Regions from separate parts of the Homo sapiens genome. Here region 2 is linked to region 1. A link is a contact called in ENCODE Hi-C or POLR2A ChIA-PET data. All regions are on one chromosome and are shown on one strand. Each heading gives the region's core, a stretch centred on a gene start or an enhancer-like site at or near the end of the contact. The rest is flanking DNA. Distances are from core to core; before and after follow the strand shown. Region 1 holds the start of CARHSP1-DT (CARHSP1 divergent transcript). Region 2 holds the start of SOCS1 (suppressor of cytokine signaling 1).

Region 1 (6,408 bases), core at 3,570-6,069:
ACACTTCACACAGCCCAGCTCATTCTATCCCCATTTCACTAATGGGAGAACGGAGACACAAAGAGTCAAGTAACTTGCCCAGGGTCGCCCGGCTAACAAAGACCCTGGTGAAATACGGAGTAAGTCAGACAGCAGAAATGCTACGGAGAAAAAGCCAGCAGGGTAAGGGGGAGAGGCTGCACCAGGAGGTGCCCAGCTGGCCATGCACCCCCTTCCCCAGTCAGCCCCCAGGCTCTGATGAGTGCCCGGCCAAGGGAGGGAGCCCAGGGTGGTGGGGGCAGGAAGCCACGCCCACCCTGACTGCCCCAGGGATGGGTGTGTCGGCTGGGAGAAGGGGGCCTCGGCCGAAAATAGCCTGGGAATTTTCCGTAGGCTCTGCAGCTCCTCCTGGAAGGTTCTGGAGTTCAGCTGGGTACCAAGACTCTGGCTTTCCCAGCCCCTGCTCAGCCTGCCCGCATGTCTGGAGACTTACGGCCCAATCATGCAGCCCCCATTACCCACTCCCCAACTTCCTGCCCTCCTGGCCTGAAAACCCACCACCCACATCAATGGGAGCCAAGCAGCCCTGTGCTTACTGCAAGGAGGGCTTTAGCAGTGCTATCAGCCATTTACACTCTAGTAAGAGGGAGCTCATTGAAGGAGACTCCATTCATTTTTGTTTTTGTGAGACAGAATCTCCCTCTGTTGCCCAGGATGGAGTGCAGTGGCACAATCTCAGCTCACTGCAGACCCCCGCCCCCCAGGTTCAAGCGATTCTCCTGCCTTAGCCTCCCGAGTAGCTGGGACTACAGGCATGTACCACCACACCCAGCCAATTGTTGTATTTTTAGTAGAGACGGGGTTTCACCATTTTAGCCAATCTGGTCTCGGACTCCTGACCTCTCATGATTTACCCGCTTCAGCCTCCCAAAGTCCTCGGATTACAGGCATGAGCCACCGTGCCCAGCCAGAGATTCCATTCTTAATAGCTTCAGCCCCTTTATTGAAGACAGGATGATAGAAGGCAGGGGGATAAGAGTTCAAGTCAGACACCTCACTCTTGGCAAAGCGAGAACCTCTCCAAGCCTGCTCTGCAAAATGAGGGTGTCTTGAGCCTTCCATGGGATGCTGGCTGGGGAAGGCCAGGGTTGGGCATGGTGTTGGGGCAGCTTCCAGCCCGGAGCCAGCCCACTGCTGGCAGGTGTGGTGGGTAGTGGCCCGCACTATGGGGATGGGGCAGGCTGTAGTGCTTTCATACACCCTACAGCCACTGTCCACAGACTTCTGCGTCAGGCCCTGTTGGGGGATTACAAACATCAACTACATGCACGTAAACATCGACCCAACAGGGGAGGCACTTTTAGCAGCCCTGTTTTACAGATGAGGAAACTAAGGCACAGAGTTAAGCCAGTGATTCTACTTCCTACTTTAATGCAGTCAGGAATCTCTGGGGATCTTGTTCAAATGCAGATTGCCATTCAGCAGGTGTGGGGTGGGGCCTGAGATTCTTCATTTCTTTTTTATTTTTTTTGAGACAGGGTCTTGCTTTGTTACCCAGGCTGGAGTTTGGTGGCACAATCATGGCTCACTGCAGCCTCAACCTCCTGGGCTCAAGGGATCCTCTCACTTCAGCCTCCCAAGTAGCTGGGACTACAGGCGTGTGCTACCACACCCAGCTAATTTTTTTATTTTTTGTAGAGACAAGGTCTCACTGTGTTGTCCAGGCTGGTCTCGACCTCCCAGGCTCAAGAGATTCTCCCACCCCGGCCTCCCAAAGTGCTGGGATTACAGGCTCCAGATTCCTGGCCAAGATTCTACATTTCTAAGGCGCTCCCAGTGAGGCAGCTGTCCCTGACCCAGGGAACACGGCAGTAGCCGGGCTACACTGGCCCATCTCACAGCCCAAGGCTTAACAGTGCAGGAGGTGGAAGGGAAATGGCGCAGGGATCGGGGTGAGACTCTAGCAGAGTAGCGAAGTTACCTTAGTGCACCTGGGTTCCTCCTTTGTAAACAGACAGAGACACTGAGCTGACCCATCCCAGTCTCCAGCGCAGCTGAGCCCCAGCCTGGGAGAACTGCCGGCACGTGGGCCGAGAGGCGGGGCGGGTCAGCTGAGCCCAGATAGAAGGGTCCCTGGAAGCGATAGAGGCCGAGAACGAGCCAGAGGTTGACGCAGCAGCGTCAGGCTGGCCTAGCCACATTCCCCTCCATTGTTCCGGGGAGAGCGGGGGGTCTGGCGAGGGAGGAGCAGAGAGAGAGGAGGGGGAGGGACACGAAGGGATGGGGGTTGGAGTGTCCAGGGGGAGGGACGGGAGGCAAAGGGGAGGGGGCAGCCAGGCCGGAGTCAGCCCTCCGCTGGCTAAGGACCTGAAGCCAACAGTCACAGAGAAGTGCAAACAGGCGGGCAGGGAAGGTGCAGCCCGGCGCCTACGTCTGCCCAGAGCCCCCTCCCAGGCCCCGCCAAGCTGGGAATAGCTCTTCCGCCCTCAGGAGCCCCTGAGTGCTGGGAAGAGGCCGGAAACCCGAGGAGTGTACCGGGAACCCAAGGGGGCCTCCAACATTGCCATTGCCTGTGCCCCCATTAGCACCCCTGGACGGCCTCGACCGGACGGGCGACCCCACCCAGCAGGGAGACGGTCACCCCACCGCCACCACCCACCTGGGACCCTGCGCCCGCCCCAGTTCTCAGCCTGGACTGCCCCTCCTGCGGGAAGCCCAAGCCCTCCTTCTCAACAAGAACCCTACTCTACACGCCTCCCCCACTCAATCCCTCCATCCTTCCCTCCATTCTCGGGGGGCTTTGGCTCAGACCTGAGATTGAGCCCTGACTGGTCCCCACTCCCTCTGTGACCCCTGCCAGGCGATTTCACCGCCCCACCCGAGTTTCCTCATCTGTCAAAGGGGACAGGAGCGGTGCTGCGTCGCAGGGCTCGGACGCTGTGCAGATGGTGCCGCGAAAATGCCAAGCGCACGGCGGGCTCAGTCCACAATAGTGCGGCTGATGGTGGAAGTGTCAGGCACGGGCCCATCTGAAATCACCTTCCCTCCCATTCCTGCCCCTGCTGATGGAACACAAACCAAATGCGCTGGCTTTGCCACTCGGTGGAACAAAGACCGATCCCCTACCTAGGGGACCCACCGTCAACCACCCTCAACCCCACCCCATGGCCCCACGCCAGGCCTAGCTCAGCTCATTGAAAACATCTACTCCCAGCCGGGCTCTGCGCCTCTTTCTTGCCCTGAAGGGACCAGCATCGAGAACTCACGGTCATCACCGAGGCCACCCAGGGAGTGCAGAGGGCGGTGGGGTCTCCAAGGAGGACCCCGAGCCCAGAGGAGGGCCAAAGGCCCGAAGGGAGGGAGAACAGAGGCAGAGAGAGGCTGGAGAAGGTAGTGGCGGAAGATAACAGGAAGCCCTGCTGAGAAGTTGGGGACTTAGACGACAATGGGACTTCGGTGGACGATTTTCAGCGTGGGGTAGATCTAAGCGGATTGTTTTTCTAAGTTCCCTCTGGCTTCAGAGTGGCAGCAAATGACAGGGGCAAGCAAGACTGGGCACAGAGAGACTGAGAAATATCAAAACAGCAAGTTAAAAAACAGTAGCTTACGTGTCTCCCGGCACGGGGCTAGCTGCCTCCTTTTACTCTCACACACCCTCTCATGCCAGAAGAAGTCAGAGCCCAGTCTGCAGATGGGGAAACTGAGGCTCCGAGAGGCCTCCTATTTGGCAGAGATTTCCCCACCTATTAAGACCCAAGGCCCTGCCTGGAGCGGGACGTCTCCGCCTCCCCCAGCACACACATCCACTCCAACCCCAGAAAACCATAGGGCCGGAGGCTTCCTTTTTAAAAATCAAAAAAGAACATTTCACTTCCGGCCTGCAAACCTGAACCGCCAGCGCAGCCTGCGGAAAGGGGGCCTGTGGGCGCGGGTGAAGTTTTTCTCCAGCGCCTAAGGCACCCCCACCCCCATCCGGGCGCAAACACCCGGGCCCAGCGCGCCCGGCGGCTCCTCCTCCCCCAGATGCGGCTAATCGCGCGGCGCCAGGACGGCTCCCCACCTCCCCCGCCGGGCCTGGCCGCCGTCCCAACCTCGAGCCACAGCTGGCGCGGCCAGGCCCGGCGGGGGGTGGCTCTGCTTCCCGCGTGCGACGCCCCCCGCGCCTCGCCCCACCGCCCGGCGAGTCCCCCGTCCAGGGCTCCCGCCCAAAGGCAAAAGCAGCGGGGAGGGCGGGAAGAGCTTCCCCTGCACGCAGAGAACAGGTGGCCAGGCGGGAAGTACTACCCGACGTCCGCCTAGAATCCTTGCCGCTGTTGCCACACCCACCCCTTCCCCTGGGGAGGAGCAACCCGCGTTCCCCAAACAGGCCCCGAGAAACCCAGCCCGGAGCCCTCCTCTGCCGAGCTAGAAGACCCTGCAGGATGGGGGACGATGGAGGCAGAGGAGGCCGAGGCCCCACCCCTGCGGCTCCCGGGGCCGCGGGCCAGGGGCGCCTATCCTGGGGTCCCCGAGAAGAGCTCCCTACCCTGCAATCCGTTCTGCTCCGCCAGCCGCTTCGCTCCGACTGAGAGCGCGGAGCTGGGGAGGGGGCGTGGCCCGAGGGGGGGTGGGGCGCCGATCCCCGCCCCCAGGAGCTCCCGGCCAATGGGGCTGCGGGAGGGAGCCCGGGACGGTGGGGGCGGGCGGGGCGGGAGTGGCCCGGACAGGACCTTTGTGTCCGCGCCTTAGACTGGCGGGAGAGCGGAACGCAGAGCGCGGGACGTAGGGGCCGGGGCGGGGCGGGGCGGGGCGGAGCTGGGCTGCACCCACCAGCAGAAAACGCCCCTGCAAAGTGGGGGAACTGTGTCCCTGCGCCCGTGCAGTTCCTTCCCCTCGCCACGCGCGCCAGGTGCGGCTCCCACCTGCCTTTGGCTCTAAAATCTGTATAATCCCGGAGGGTGTCACTTTTAGCAGAAAGGAAATAAAGGAATGAAAAGAGAGACGGAAGAAAACAAGCAAAAAACAGAAAGGAGGAAAAGGGAAAGAAAAAATACACACGCACACACACACCAGAAAAACAGGGTTTTGTTTTCTCGTTGGGGATTTTGATTTTGTTCTCTTCTCTTGTTTCATTTCTAGCCTTCCTTGAGTCCTCTGTTTTTGGAGGTAAAAAATGTTACCTCTGTTTTGCAGGAGAGGAAACTGAGGCACAGAGAGGCGACCAGCCCATGGGCACGGCCAGTCGAGAGCAGCCCCTGAAGGCGAGCCTAGATCCCGGGACCAGGGTCAGCTTGGTATTTGAGGGGCGCGGGGAAGGAGAGAGGTCCCCGGAGCTCGCCCGGGACAACAGGGCCCCCGGAGGCGGCGGTGAGGACTGTGCCTGCCTCACTCTGCAGCCCCTATTGGGGCCACTGGGGAAAAGGCCCAGCAGCGAAACCAACTAGTCCAAGCCAGGCAAGGAACCGTCCTAGACGGCTGGTGGGAACAACCGCGCAGCTGCTGTGGAAAAAGCCCGGCGGTTCCTCAAACCACGAGCCCTGGAGTCTCCATAAAACCCATCAACTCCACTCCTAGGTGTCTGCGCGCCCAAGAGAAATAAAAATGTTTGTCCACACAAAAATTTACTTGAGGCCGGGTGCGGTGGCTCACGCCTGTAATTCCAGCTCTTTGGGAGGCCGAGGCAGGAGGATCACTTGAGCTCAGGAGTTGGAGACCAGCCTGGCCAACATGGCGAAACCCCGTGTCTATGAAAAATACAAAAATTTGCCGGGCTTGGTGGCGGGTGCCTGTAATCCCAGTTACTTGGGAGACTGAGGCAGGAGAATCACTTGAACCCGGGAGGTGGAGGTTGCAGTGAGCCAGGATCATGCCACTGCACTCCAGCCTGGGCGACAGCGAGTCTCCGTCTCGGGGGGGAAAAAAAGTTAAAAATAAATAAATAGGCCGGGCGCGGTGGCTCACGCCTGTAATCCCAGCACTTTGGGAGGCCGAGGCGGGCGGATCACGAGGTCAGGAGAACGAGACCACGGGGAAACCCCGTCTCTATTAAAAATATTAAAAATTAGCCGGGCGCGGTGGCGGGCCCCTGTAGTCCCAGCTACTCGGGAGGCTGAGGCAGGAGAATGGCGTGAACCCGGGAGGCGGAGCTTGCAATGAGCCGAGATAGTGCCACTGCACTCCAGCCTGCCTGGGCGACAGAGCAAGACTCCATCTCAAAAATAAATAAATAGATAAATAATGATTTACTTGTTGGGCTGGGCGTGGTGGCTCACGCCTGTAATCCCAGCACTTTGGGAGACCGAGACAGGAGGATCTCTTAAGCCCAGGAGTTTATGACCAGCCTGGACAACATAGTAAGACCCCTTCTTTACCAAAAAAAAAAAAGTTTTAATTAGCCAGGAGTAGTAGCACCCACCTGTAGTCCCAGCTACTGGGGAGGCTGAGGTGGGA
Region 2 (6,395 bases), core at 2,892-5,391, 2.4 Mb after region 1:
GCTCACCCGCTCAGTGGGGAGGACACCTCCACTGCACCTGGGCCCCCAACTCAGTCTCTTGCACACACAAACCCTCCTCTCACTTTTCATTCTTGTAAATTGACGTCAGCGCTGCTGAATCATGAAGCTGAGGTTTGAGAGAGAGACAGAATCTGCACCACCCGGGAAGCCACATGGCGCTGGTGCGCGCGCACACACACAAACACACACACACACACACACACACACACAGCCTTTTCCCCCTTCAGTGATGCCTGCACACACTTTGTCACACGGGACGTGGGGTGCAGCTCCCAGGGCTTTAGGTCACTGTACCTATGTTAGTATGGATTTAAGTGACTCATAAAGGGAGGAAGGGGCCAGCTCTGGGAAGTGTGATCAGAGGGGGCCTTTACTCTTAGCTGTTCTGCTTCAAGTTCTGCAAGGGGAATGGGTTTGGATACCCAACACTTGCGTAAGGAAAATACGATTTTCATACTTTTTTCAAAGGAGGAAAAAAAACTGTAACATATTGCAAGCTACCTGCTAGCTGACCCCTCTTTTGAGGAGGACCTGTTTTCCCATCTGTAAAACGGGGATGTTCACAGTCCCTACATCGGAAGGCTGGGTGTGAGTTCAATGTTTTACACAGGTGATGCGGGACCTGGGAGCAGTTCCTGCACAGACAATGCTACATAGAAATATGAGCAGCTGCTATTATTACTGCAGCGGTTAGGTCCTCCGGTTGCCTAGTGGTACCCAGCCTCTGAAAAAGTCCTGAGTGGGTTTGCAAAACCTGGCTCCACCCCTTGTTGTGGTCCTGCTTTGCCTCTTGGAGCCCGTTTTCCCATCTGTAAAATGGGGCCAGCACAGCCACTGAGTGGTCACTAAGGGTCTGTGAGTATACTAGTATTACAACCAGATCCCCAAGCATTGCCATCTTGGATTTCTGTTTCTCCAGACACTGCCCACAGCAGGCAACAGACAGGAAAGAACAAGGACAGGACTTAATTAATCCACAGCAGAGAAGAAAGGGCAGGGGTGTGGCAAAAAAAAAAAAAGAAAAGAAAAGAAAAGAAAAGAAAAGAAAAAGCAAGATTTTTGGAGATAGAGACAAGACATCACCTCCTTCCCTCCCACTTCACCTTATTAAGGGATGAAATTGCCAAAGCTCTCTGAGATCCTAAATCTCTTCTGGCCATCCTTAAAGTCCTGGAGCCTACTTAATCCCCAAGACAGGCCTGGGCTGCTCTGACTCTCTGACCATCAAGTTAATTTTATGTTGTACTTTCAAGTCTGAAAAGTATTATTAAGCATTAGAACACTATTATATGTGTCTCCAAGGCTGAAGAGGGCCACTCTATCTTCTAAAGATGAAGTATGACGTGTCCACCAGGCTGCTTAACCCTAAATCTGAAAATGACTCAGTTCACCATGTGTTGAGTACAACCCTCAAGTTACCACCATGGCCCATGTGTCAGGCTGGCCAAAGACACAGAAGTTGCCAGAAACCCAGGTCCTGGACACTTTCTGGTGCTGTGGGCCAGCCCCACAAACGTCCTGGAGCCACTCTTCCCTTCCCTGGCTCCTGAAAACATCCACCTCCTCTATGATGCGCAGAAAGTTGCCCTTAGAAAGGTGGAGGCCCAGGGAGGCAAGGGGAATTGCCCTAGCCGCCAGCAGCACCCTCCCGCCACCACAGACCACACAGTCTCCTTCTGGCTCCAAGTTGTGTGTTCACCAAAAAGTACACAAGACAGAGCAGGGTGAGAAGAAGGAAGCTAGACCCAGCCCTGTATCCCCCATCTCATCTCAACTGAGTATCCCTTGATGCTGGTTCAGAATGTGCCACTCCTCTGTCCAAAAACTCACTAAGCCCCCACCCCCACCCCTTCCTGGAAGCTGTTGTGGTCATAGAACCAAAGAAGTTTCCTCTCTGTTATCCATTTCAAGCAGATGTTTAGTGGACAGCCAAAAAAAGGCCCAAGTGTTGTCTTTGACAGGAATGGCCACAGGCAGATTTACTCAGTTTTCCCTTCTGTAGAATGGAAATAAGAGCCCGTGCCTCACAGGGTTGTGCCTCTCTTTATAGGATTAAGTAAATTTAAGTATGCAAAGCACAGAATTAGGGCTGGCACGCACAAAGTGCTCAAACGCGAGCTGCTGTCTTACCGGACACACGCCAAAACTAGACCAACCGTTTCTCTCCCTGGAGAGTTGTGGGTGGAACCGTGAGGGATGCCCAGCCACAGGGCAGGCCCCGTACACCACCTGCAGCCCAGCAGGTCAGCCTTAGGACCCTCTCCCCTGGACCTGTTCAGAACCAAGTTAAACTTTTGGCCAAAGCACACTCGCTAGAAAACTTATTTTTTTTTAAAAAAAAAACTTTCATAATAAAGTTTATTACCTAAACTGACTTTAAAAAATATAAAATAGGATTCTGCACAGCAGAAAAATAAAGCCAGAGACCCTCCCCCAACCCCTGGTTTGTGCAAAGATACTGGGTATATGTAAACATGAAGAGGTAGGAGGTGCGAGTTCAGGTCCTGGCTCCAGATACAGTTAAGCTGCTACAACAACCAGGGGGACCCAGAGGGAGCACCAGGAGGGGGAGGACCCCCTCAAGAGGTGAGAAGGGGTCTGCGGCCTCGTCTCCAGCCGAGGGCGGGAGGCGCCTCGCCCCTACACCCATCCGCTCCCTCCAACCCAGGCCGGGGAGGGTACCCACATGGTTCCAGGCAAGTAATAACAAAATAACACGGCATCCCAGTTAATGCTGCGTGCACGGCGGGCGCTGCCGGTCAAATCTGGAAGGGGAAGGAGCTCAGGTAGTCGCGGAGGACGGGGTTGAGGGGGATGCGAGCCAGGTTCTCGCGGCCCACGGTGGCCACGATGCGCTGGCGGCACAGCTCCTGCAGCGGCCGCACGCGGCGCTGGCGCAGCGGGGCCCCCAGCATGCGGCGCGGCGCCGCCACGTAGTGCTCCAGCAGCTCGAAGAGGCAGTCGAAGCTCTCGCGGCTGCCATCCAGGTGAAAGCGGCCGGCCTGAAAGTGCACGCGGATGCTCGTGGGTCCCGAGGCCATCTTCACGCTAAGGGCGAAAAAGCAGTTCCGCTGGCGGCTGTCGCGCACCAGGAAGGTGCCCACGGGCTCGGCGCGCAGCCGCTCGTGCGCCCCGTGCACGCTCAGGGGCCCCCAGTAGAATCCGCAGGCGTCCAGGAGCGCGCTGGCGCGCGTGATGCGCCGGTAATCGGCGTGCGAACGGAATGTGCGGAAGTGCGTGTCGCCGGGGGCCGGGGCCGGGACCGCGGGGCACGGCCGCGGGCGCGCGGGGGCCGCGGGCGAGGAGGAGGAAGAGGAGGAAGGTTCTGGCCGCCGTCGGGGCTCTGCTGCTGTGGAGACTGCATTGTCGGCTGCCACCTGGTTGTGTGCTACCATCCTACAGAAGGGGCCAGCCGGAGGGGTGGGCCATAGCGTCCGGGGGTGCGCTGCGGGAGAGACAAAGAGGTGAGCTGGGGCGCTGCGGGGCCGGGCAGGTGTGCGCCGGCCGGACAACTCCGGAGGGCGGCGCTCCCGGCGGACCCGGCCCTAGGGGGCGAGCACGGAGCACCAAGTCCGCGCGGATCCGTTCAGCCTCAGTGGACACAGCTAGAAAATGGGCTCTGTACTCCGCGGAGCTCTTCCCGGCGGGTGGGGGCTCGGTGGAGGCGGAGTCCGGCCTCCGGGCAGCACCGAGAGGGGGGCGTGGAGAGCAGCCGGTTCTGGCTCCAGCCGTCCGGCCCCGGCTCGCCGCCCCGCGCCCGCCGCCTGCTGGCCAGGCTGGGATCCGCGCCTGGTCTGGGCGATTTGGGCTAGGGCCGGAGAAAGGCTGTGCTGCGGGAGCCCCGCGCGCGGGGGGCGGCCTGGGTGGGGCCGGCGAGGGTCAGGGGCATCGCGGCCGCGACCCCATTCTGCAGCCCCCGAGGCTCGCCCGACTCCTGGCTGCCCTGGACTCCCCTCCCTCCTCCCTCCCGCCTCCTCGCCCAGGGCCCGGCTCACCTGGCGGCGGGGCGCGGGACGCCGCGGGCGGGACGGCGGGGGGCTCCGGGGCGCTCCGGGGCGGCTCTCGCGCATGCTCCGGGGCCAGGAGCCGTGCAGCTGCCACGGCCGCAGCTCGCTCTGTTCGGCGCCCGCCCCTGCGCCAGTCTTTTAAACCGGCTCGGAGGCGGGGCTGGCGACGGCGGGAGGCCCCGCCCCCTGCCGGCCCCGCCCCCAGCTCCACTTTTGGTTTCTCTTTCCGCGGTGGCGTCCGGCGAGGACCGCTTCGGCCCTGTTTCCCTCTCTTCTGGACCCTCCCGCGGGGCCCTCTGCCCGCCTGTTCGCACCTGCCCCAGCACCCGCCTCTCGAGGGGCTCTGGCCCCGACCCTGCGCCTTCCGGCCACTTCTCGGACCCCTCCTTCGGACTTGGCGACCCCGATTTTGCCCCGCTACCTCGGGTTCCACTTTCTGCCGCCAGGCCCTCTTGGGACGCGCCCTGACACACCCTCCTCCGCCCCAGCTGTCTCCACACCCGCCGGGGGCAGAGCCCTGTCCTCTCCTCCCCTGCAGCCAGATCCCCCTAGGAGGCCACAGAAGGTGTCCCCAACCCTGAGCCTGACCCCACCCGTAGACCCCCTCCTAGCCCCTGCTCCACCCGCCGTCGACGCCCTCAGTCGCCCGCCCTGCTGTCCCGAAGCCCCGGCCGGCCGCGGTCTCTGGTCTTGGCTCGGGCTTCCCGGGAAGCGGCGGCCTGACCACAGGCTTCAGAGGAACCCCTGGCGGCGCGGGCGCCTCCACCCCGGCCCAGTTCCTCGGAAACTGGGCGGGGCCGGGCAAGGTCCCTGGTGGCCTCGACTGCCCTCCCTGCGCTCCCACTACCCGGCTGCGGAAGAAACTGAGGCTGGGGAGGGGCTGGGATTTGCAATGGCTTGCAGATTGGGAGCTCTGGACCTGGATCTCGCCTTCCCCGTCTTCATTTTGGGGAGAGGTGCAGCTGGACGACATCAAATTGGAGCCCAGTGAAAAAATGGTGCATTCTCAGACGTGATGAATCCCCAAACCTGGTTTCCTAGCCCTCCTCTCCCCCGACCCCTTCCTCATAGATTTCCCCCTCCTACTGCTCCGTCAGGCATCTGCCCTTCAAAGACTGCCTTCCCACCACACACACGGCCGGGGCTTGGGATGGTGGGCGGTCGGTGGTCGGGGCTGTAATTTGCACACGTGTTTGTGATTTAGTGATTCCGATTGTCGTGCGAGGCCATGGAGTAGGTGCCTGGCTGCTCCGTGTATTTTTGAATGAAGGCATGTGAGGAGCCCCAGCATCACAAGGGGCCACATAAAAACCTGGCTAGGCTGGGCACTTGGTTACTGGCCTCACACTGGGACACACTGCCCTCTACAGACAGCTCTCAGACGGCTTCTCTCCTGGAAGCCCTGGTGCCCAGTCCCTTCCCGCCTCCCTGGCCCCACGATACCTCTTTCCCCAGGCAGAGCCTAGGTCCTTATTAACCTCCTGAACACAGGGAGTGGCCCAGAATCAGCCCAGCTTAGCACCCCATCAGTGCCCTGAATCTGCATGTGGCCAGGGCTGGTGGTGGTCATTGGTGTAGCCTCCTAGGTTGTGCGTGTGTGTGCGTGCGCGTGCGTGAGGGGGTGAGAGAAGATGCAGAACCTTGCCTGCACCAGAGGTCAGGTGTGTGATCATTCGAGAGATGTCCACTGAACATCTGCTGGAGGCCACACTCTGTGGAGGGTGATGGAATACAAGGAGACCCAGTTCCAAATCTGCACCTTTCTATTCTTGTGACCTTGAGCATGTAATTAACCTCTCTGCCATGGTTTCTTTATCTGTGAAATGGGGATAATAATAGTACCTCTAGCAGGGCGCAGTAGCTCATGCCTATAATCCCAGCACTTGGAAGGCCAAGACAGGAGGATTGCTTGAGCCCAGGAGTTTGAGAACAGCCTGGGCAACAAAGTGAGACCCCCTCTCTACAAAAAAAAAAAAAAAAAAAAAAAAATAGTACAAAAATCAGCCAGTCGTAGTGGATTGCACCTGCAGTCCCAGCTACTTGGGAGGCTGAAGCAGGAGGATTGCCTGAGCCCAGGAGGTCAAGGCTGCAGTGAGCCACGATTGTGTCACTGCACTCCAGCCGGGGCAACAGACTAAGACCCTGTCTCAAAAAAAAATAAATAAATAGTACCTCCATCCCGGGGTTGTATGGGAATTAAATGAGTGATTATGGGTCAGGTGCTTAAAACAGCCCGTAGTGTCTAATAAGCAGTCGGTAGATGTTTGTTGTTCATCTGAGGGTGCCTGTGGGTGTGGCAGTGTGTTGGAGCCCACAGACGCATGGCTTCAACCCCTGTGTCCATTTTTTTAAAGAGATGGAGTGTAG

Evidence for each region. Hi-C counts contacts between places; a loop is a spot of excess contacts on that map. ChIA-PET counts read pairs that join two places held with the same protein, here RNA polymerase II (POLR2A). Pooled maps may share reads with other maps.
Region 2: a loop to region 1 is called in a map of CD4-positive, alpha-beta memory T cell, with 15 times the contacts of the local background. The contact joins the promoter of SOCS1 here to the promoter of CARHSP1-DT in region 1. A Hi-C loop is called at or near these places in 2 of 168 maps with a recorded cell type or tissue (CD4-positive, alpha-beta memory T cell and naive thymus-derived CD4-positive, alpha-beta T cell) and 4 of 50 pooled maps. POLR2A ChIA-PET finds 5 or more read pairs at or near these places in 1 of 52 experiments (Caco-2).

Annotation. Positions count from the first base shown.
Region 1 is chr16:8,864,462-8,870,869 of GRCh38, forward strand. It overlaps CARHSP1-DT (CARHSP1 divergent transcript), which reads left to right and starts at 4,820. Exons shown (of 2, transcript NR_186721.1): 1 at 4,820-4,867; 2 at 5,152-5,578. CARHSP1 (calcium regulated heat stable protein 1) reads right to left here and starts at 4,545. Exons shown (of 4, transcript NM_014316.4): 1 at 4,505-4,545. RefSeq lists enhancers at 1,425-2,062, 2,063-2,702, 3,708-3,767 and a silencer at 3,908-4,867.
Region 2 is chr16:11,252,063-11,258,457 of GRCh38, forward strand. It overlaps SOCS1 (suppressor of cytokine signaling 1), which reads right to left and starts at 4,142. Exons shown (of 2, transcript NM_003745.2): 1 at 4,017-4,142; 2 at 2,355-3,466. The coding sequence starts at 3,416. The coding sequence ends at 2,781. All of the region lies in intron 1 of LOC105371082 (a long non-coding RNA gene), which reads left to right. RefSeq lists an enhancer at 2,008-2,177 and silencers at 2,788-2,877, 3,288-3,437, 3,448-3,497, 3,598-4,337, 4,588-4,787.